Linked DNA regions of Homo sapiens: region 1 is linked to region 2. A link is an interaction called in ENCODE POLR2A ChIA-PET data of the cell type or tissue named here. Cell type or tissue: PC-9. All regions are shown on one strand.

What was found. Peaks named below come from ENCODE experiments on the same cell type or tissue, not always from the same donor. Only the 100,000 strongest peaks of a DNase experiment are listed, where the experiment ranks them.
Region 1: POLR2A ChIA-PET joins it to region 2 with 10 read pairs; 3 of 35 experiments call an interaction of 5 or more read pairs at or near these places.

Annotation. Positions count from the first base shown.
Region 1 is chr18:9,937,649-9,940,148 of GRCh38, forward strand. The region is part of intron 4 of VAPA (VAMP associated protein A); the gene reads left to right. Among named protein-coding and RNA genes, the nearest start is that of VAPA, 25 kb to the left of the region's middle. In PC-9, no CTCF peak of the experiment used is centred here; no DNase peak of the experiment used is centred here; H3K27ac peaks cover 799 bases.
Region 2 is chr18:9,794,051-9,796,550 of GRCh38, forward strand. All of the region lies in intron 3 of RAB31 (RAB31, member RAS oncogene family), which reads left to right. Among named protein-coding and RNA genes, the nearest start is that of RAB31, 87 kb to the left of the region's middle. In PC-9, no CTCF peak of the experiment used is centred here; no DNase peak of the experiment used is centred here.

The DNA.
Region 1 (2,500 bases), 140 kb after region 2:
AGTGGGTTGTAGTCACTTACCTTGTCCATTTCCCTGTCTGGATTGCAAATTTGAATCTTTTCCTATGGTGAGAGAGACTTGAAAGATAAATTTTTCTGTGTGTGTATGTGACTTAATACATACAATAATATGGATAAATAGAATGGTGTGGCACAATTTGGTTACAATCTGACATGACTACTGCCTTAATCTAGTGGCCATTTGCTCTATTGAAAAGTAAACATGCAGATTAAATATGTGGGCTCAGTTATTGTGTTCCTCTTTCAGGATAAGCAGAAATGAAAAGGTCTCTGGTAATTAGGTGTTGACCAAATTATATTTTGAATTTTTAAAATGCCTCTTTTAAGTGATTTTTGAGGTATTTGCCAAAAGCAAAAAATTGTGAACACATGTATTCTCTGTGGAAAGTGAGTGTTAGATGGCCTGTGTATGCTTCCCATTTGGAGGTTTTCTTTTTTGCTTAGGCGGAGGGAAGCTAATAGCTTGCCCAGCTCTTACTGTTGAAACCAAGAAAACAAAACAGCATGTTGTCTGGATTGACTTTTTAAAAAAAAATTTGGATATTTTCTCACTGAGAGTTTTATGTCATTTTTTACAGTAATTCGGTCAGCGTAAATCTATCTTCTATCTGGGCTTCTACTGTGCTCTGGATAGCACACACTTTGAGATGTGTGAAAAGGATTGGAACCCCAGGTATTTGATACTGCTGATTAAGAGTAGCTCTCACTGGTTTAGAAACCAAACCAGAAGTTGATGGGAATGATACGGCAATGACAGTTGAACCTCGCCATTTACACATCTTGGGTGAAAAGAGCAGTTATGCCTACCTATTGGTCTAGCCCATAGTTATCCAAGAAAGTAGTTTTGGGTCTGTTTTAGCGCTTGAACAAATACTGAATGGAGTTCCCAGAATCCCCTGCGGTGGAACTCGAGCAGGAGTAGTTTGAGCCTGGAACCTTTTCAGAGCAGGTATTACTAGTAACCTAAAAGCTGTTAAGTAACTTCAAAGTACTTTAGAGAATATCTGAGTCTGAACCTTGATTAGCTAGCTGCAGAATGTATTTTCACTAATTGGATTATCTGGACTTGTATATTAAATTGTAGGAAATATCTGCTAAAGATAATTTTTAAGATTTATTTTGAAAACTTAGAAGCACCTAGAAGAGTAGGTAGGAGGAGTACAGTGAACCTCTGTGAACTTATGAGCAGCTTTAACAATGACTAGTTTGTGGTTAAGCTTATTATATATAAATCCTGTTAATTCTCATCTTAGGTATTGTTTAAGGCAAATCCCAGACTTGGTATAATTTAATCTGTAACTGTTTCAATGTGTATTTTTCAAAGTACTTTAAAAAAAGAGATAAAAGAGTTTTAATGACAATACTGTTACTATGCCTTTAAAAATTTAGTATATCCTTAATATCAAGCTGTCCAGACAGCATTAAAACTTGTCACAAATGTCATTAAAATTTTTTTTTCTGCAGTTTGTTTGAATTAGATGAAAATAAAGTCCAAATAGTTCTTCTTTTTTTTTTTTTTTTGAGACGGAGTCTTGCTCTGTTGCTCAGGCTGGAGTGCAGTGGCACGATCTTGGCTCACTGCAACCTCTGCCTCCCGGGTTCAAGCAGTTCTCCTGCCTCAGCCTCTCTAGTAGCTGGGATTACAGGTGCACGCCTGGCTAATTTTTGTATTTTTTGTAGAGACGGGATTTTGCCAGGTTGGTCTCAAACTCCTGACCTCAGGTGATCCACCTGCCTTGGCCTCCCAAAGTGCTGGGATTACAGGTGTGAGCCACCCTGCCTGGCCAAGTCCAAATACTTCTATTGGATGATACGTTTCTTAAATCTCTTAGTTTGTTACGTTTCCTCTCTTTTTTTTTTTTTTTTGCAAATTATTGAATGTTTTTATTATTAAACTAGGTTTGCCTATAGACTTTCCCACAGAATTGATTTTGCTGATTCCATCCTTGTGGTGCTATTTAACCTTTTTTCCCTGTCCCTGGTATTTCCTGTGATCGAAAGTTTGAAATGAGTGGTTCTTATCCAGGGGCAATCGATTTGCTCCTCTGGGGACCGTGCTTGGAAACATTTTTGGTTTTCACAACTGAGAGGTAGGTAAGGGTGCTACAGTTAACCTGTTTAGTGGGCAGAGGCCAGGGATGCCTTTCAACTTCCTGTGATGCACAAAACAGCCTCCACAACAAAGAATAATCTGGCTTAAAATGTCAGTAAAGTTGAGATTGAGACAGTATGACCTAGGTCTGTTAGTACATTTAAGATTGTCTGATGGTCATACTCTGTCATTCCTACTTCATACACTACTTACAATACTTGTGTAAGGAGAAACTTGTGCTTATGTAATATTTGGTTATTCAGTGGTAGAGTTTAAAAAGGCAGAACAAATGCCAAAGTTTCTCTTTAGAGGTTTTAAAAAATGAGTTGGTTTATAAGCATCCCACCTCGTGATGTACAGTTGATCTTCCACCTTCCATCCTTTCTTT
Region 2 (2,500 bases):
CTGGGGTAATTTTTAAATTTTTTTTGTAGAGACGAGGTCTTGCTATGTTGCCCAGGCTGGTCTTGAACTCCTGGGCTCAAGCAGTCCTCCTGCCTTGGCCTTCCAAAGTGCTGGAATTACAGGTGTGAGCTACCATTTGGGGCCTTAATTCAATTATTGATCTGTTTATTGTCTTTCTAAAAGGAAGAATCCAGGATTCAGGATAATCTATAATTTTCATTATCATCTCCTAACTAATCAAGTGGTAATTTATATAATTTTCATTTTACCTAAATTCCCTTTTAAAACAAAAGTTCCCATATTTGTAGATTAAAACATTTTAAAAACACTGCTGAAAGAAATCATAGACATAGACACAAACAAATGGAAACACATCCTATGCTCATGGATGGGTAGAATCAATATTGTGAAAATGACCATACTGCCAAAAGCAATCTACAAATTCAATGCAATTCCCATCAAAATAACACCATCATTTCATTCAGGCTGGGCACCGTGGCTCATGCCTGCAATCCCAGCACTTTGGGAGGCTGAGATGAGTGGATCATGAGGTCAGGAGTTCGAGACCAGCCTGGCCAATATGGTAAAACCTTGTCTCTACTAAAAATACAAAAATTAGTCAGGCGTGGTGGCACATACCTGTAGTCCCAACTACTTGGGAGGCTGAGGCAGAAGAATCACTTGAACCCGGGAGGCGGAGGTTGCAGTGAGCTGAGATCATGCTACTGCACTCCAGCCTGGGTGACAGAGAGAGAGTCTGTCTCAAAAAAACAAAAAACAAAAAAACAAAAAACAAAAAAAGCAACTACCATCATTCTTCACAGAACTAGAAAAAAACAATCCTAAAATTCATATGGAACCAAAAAAGAGCCTCCATAGCCAAAGCAAGACTAAGCAAAAAGAACAAATCTGGAGGCATCACATTACCCGACCTCAAACTATACTATAAGGGCATAGTCATCAAAACAGCATGGTACTGGTATAAAAATAGGCATGTAGACCAATGGAACAGAATAAAGAACCCACAAATAAGCCAAATACTTACAGTCAACTGATCTTTGACAAAACAAACAAAAACATAAAGTGGGAAATGGACATCCTATTCAACAAATGGTGCTGGGATAATTGGCAATCCACATGTAGGAGAATGAAACTGGATTCTCATCTCTCACCCTATACAAAAATCAATGCAAGATGGATCAAAGACTTAAATCTAAGACCTGAAGCCATAAAATTCTAGAAGATAACATTGGAGAAGCCCTTCAAGACATTGACTTAGGCAAAGGAATCATGACCAAAAACCCAAAAGCAAATGCAACAAAGAAAAAGATAAATAGACTTAATTAAACTAAAAAGCTTCTGCACAGCAAAAGAAACAATCTGCAGAGTAAACAGACAATCCACAGAGTGGGAGAAAATCTTCACAATCCATACATCTGACAAAGGACTAATATCCAGATCTACATGGAACTCAACAAAATCAGCAAGAACAAAACAAACAATCCCATCAAAATGTGGTATAAGGACATGAATAGACACTTCTCAGAAGAATTTATACAAATGGCCAATGATCATGAAAAAATGCTCAACATCACTAATTATCAGGGAAATGAAAATCAAAACCACAATATGATACGGCCTTACTCTTGCAAGAACGACTATAATCAAAAAATCAAAATATAATAGATGTTGGCGTGGATGTGGTGAAAAGGGAACAGTTTTACACTCTTGATGGGATTGTAAACTAGTATAACCACTGTGGAAAACAGTATGGAGATTCCTTAAAGAACTAAAAGTAGATCTACCATTTGATTCAGCAACCCCACTCCTGCGTATCAACCCAGAGGAAGTCATTACACAGAAAAGATACTTGCACACGCATGTTTATTGCAGCACAATTTGCAGTTGTAAAAATATGGAACCAGCCCAAATGCCCATGAATCAATGAGTGGATAAAGAAAATGTGGTATATATATACACCATACAATACTACTGAATACTACTCAGCCATAAAAAGGAACTAAATAATGACATTCCAGCAAACTGGATGCAATTGGAGACCATTATTCTAAATGAAGTAACATACTAAACATCGTATGTTATCATTCATAAGTGGGAGCTAAGCTATGAGGACACAGTGGCATAAGAATGATACAATGGACTTCGGTGACTTGCAGGAAAGGGTGGGAGTGGGGGTGAGCAATAAAAACTACACACTGGGTACAGTGTACACTGCTTGGGTGATGGGTGCACCAAAATCTCAGAAATGACCACTAGAGAATTTACTCTTGTAAGCAAACACCACCCATTCCCCAAAAACCTACTGAAATTTTAAAAATAATAATAAAATAAAGCTAAAAGAAGCATGCTAAAATATAGCTAAAATATGCACCTAATCTTAATCTAAAATTGTAGATGTGGAATTGCTAGTTCAGAGTCTCTGATACATACTGTAAAATCCACCTGTTATTTGGACCCAGTGTTTCACTGTTATGTACTT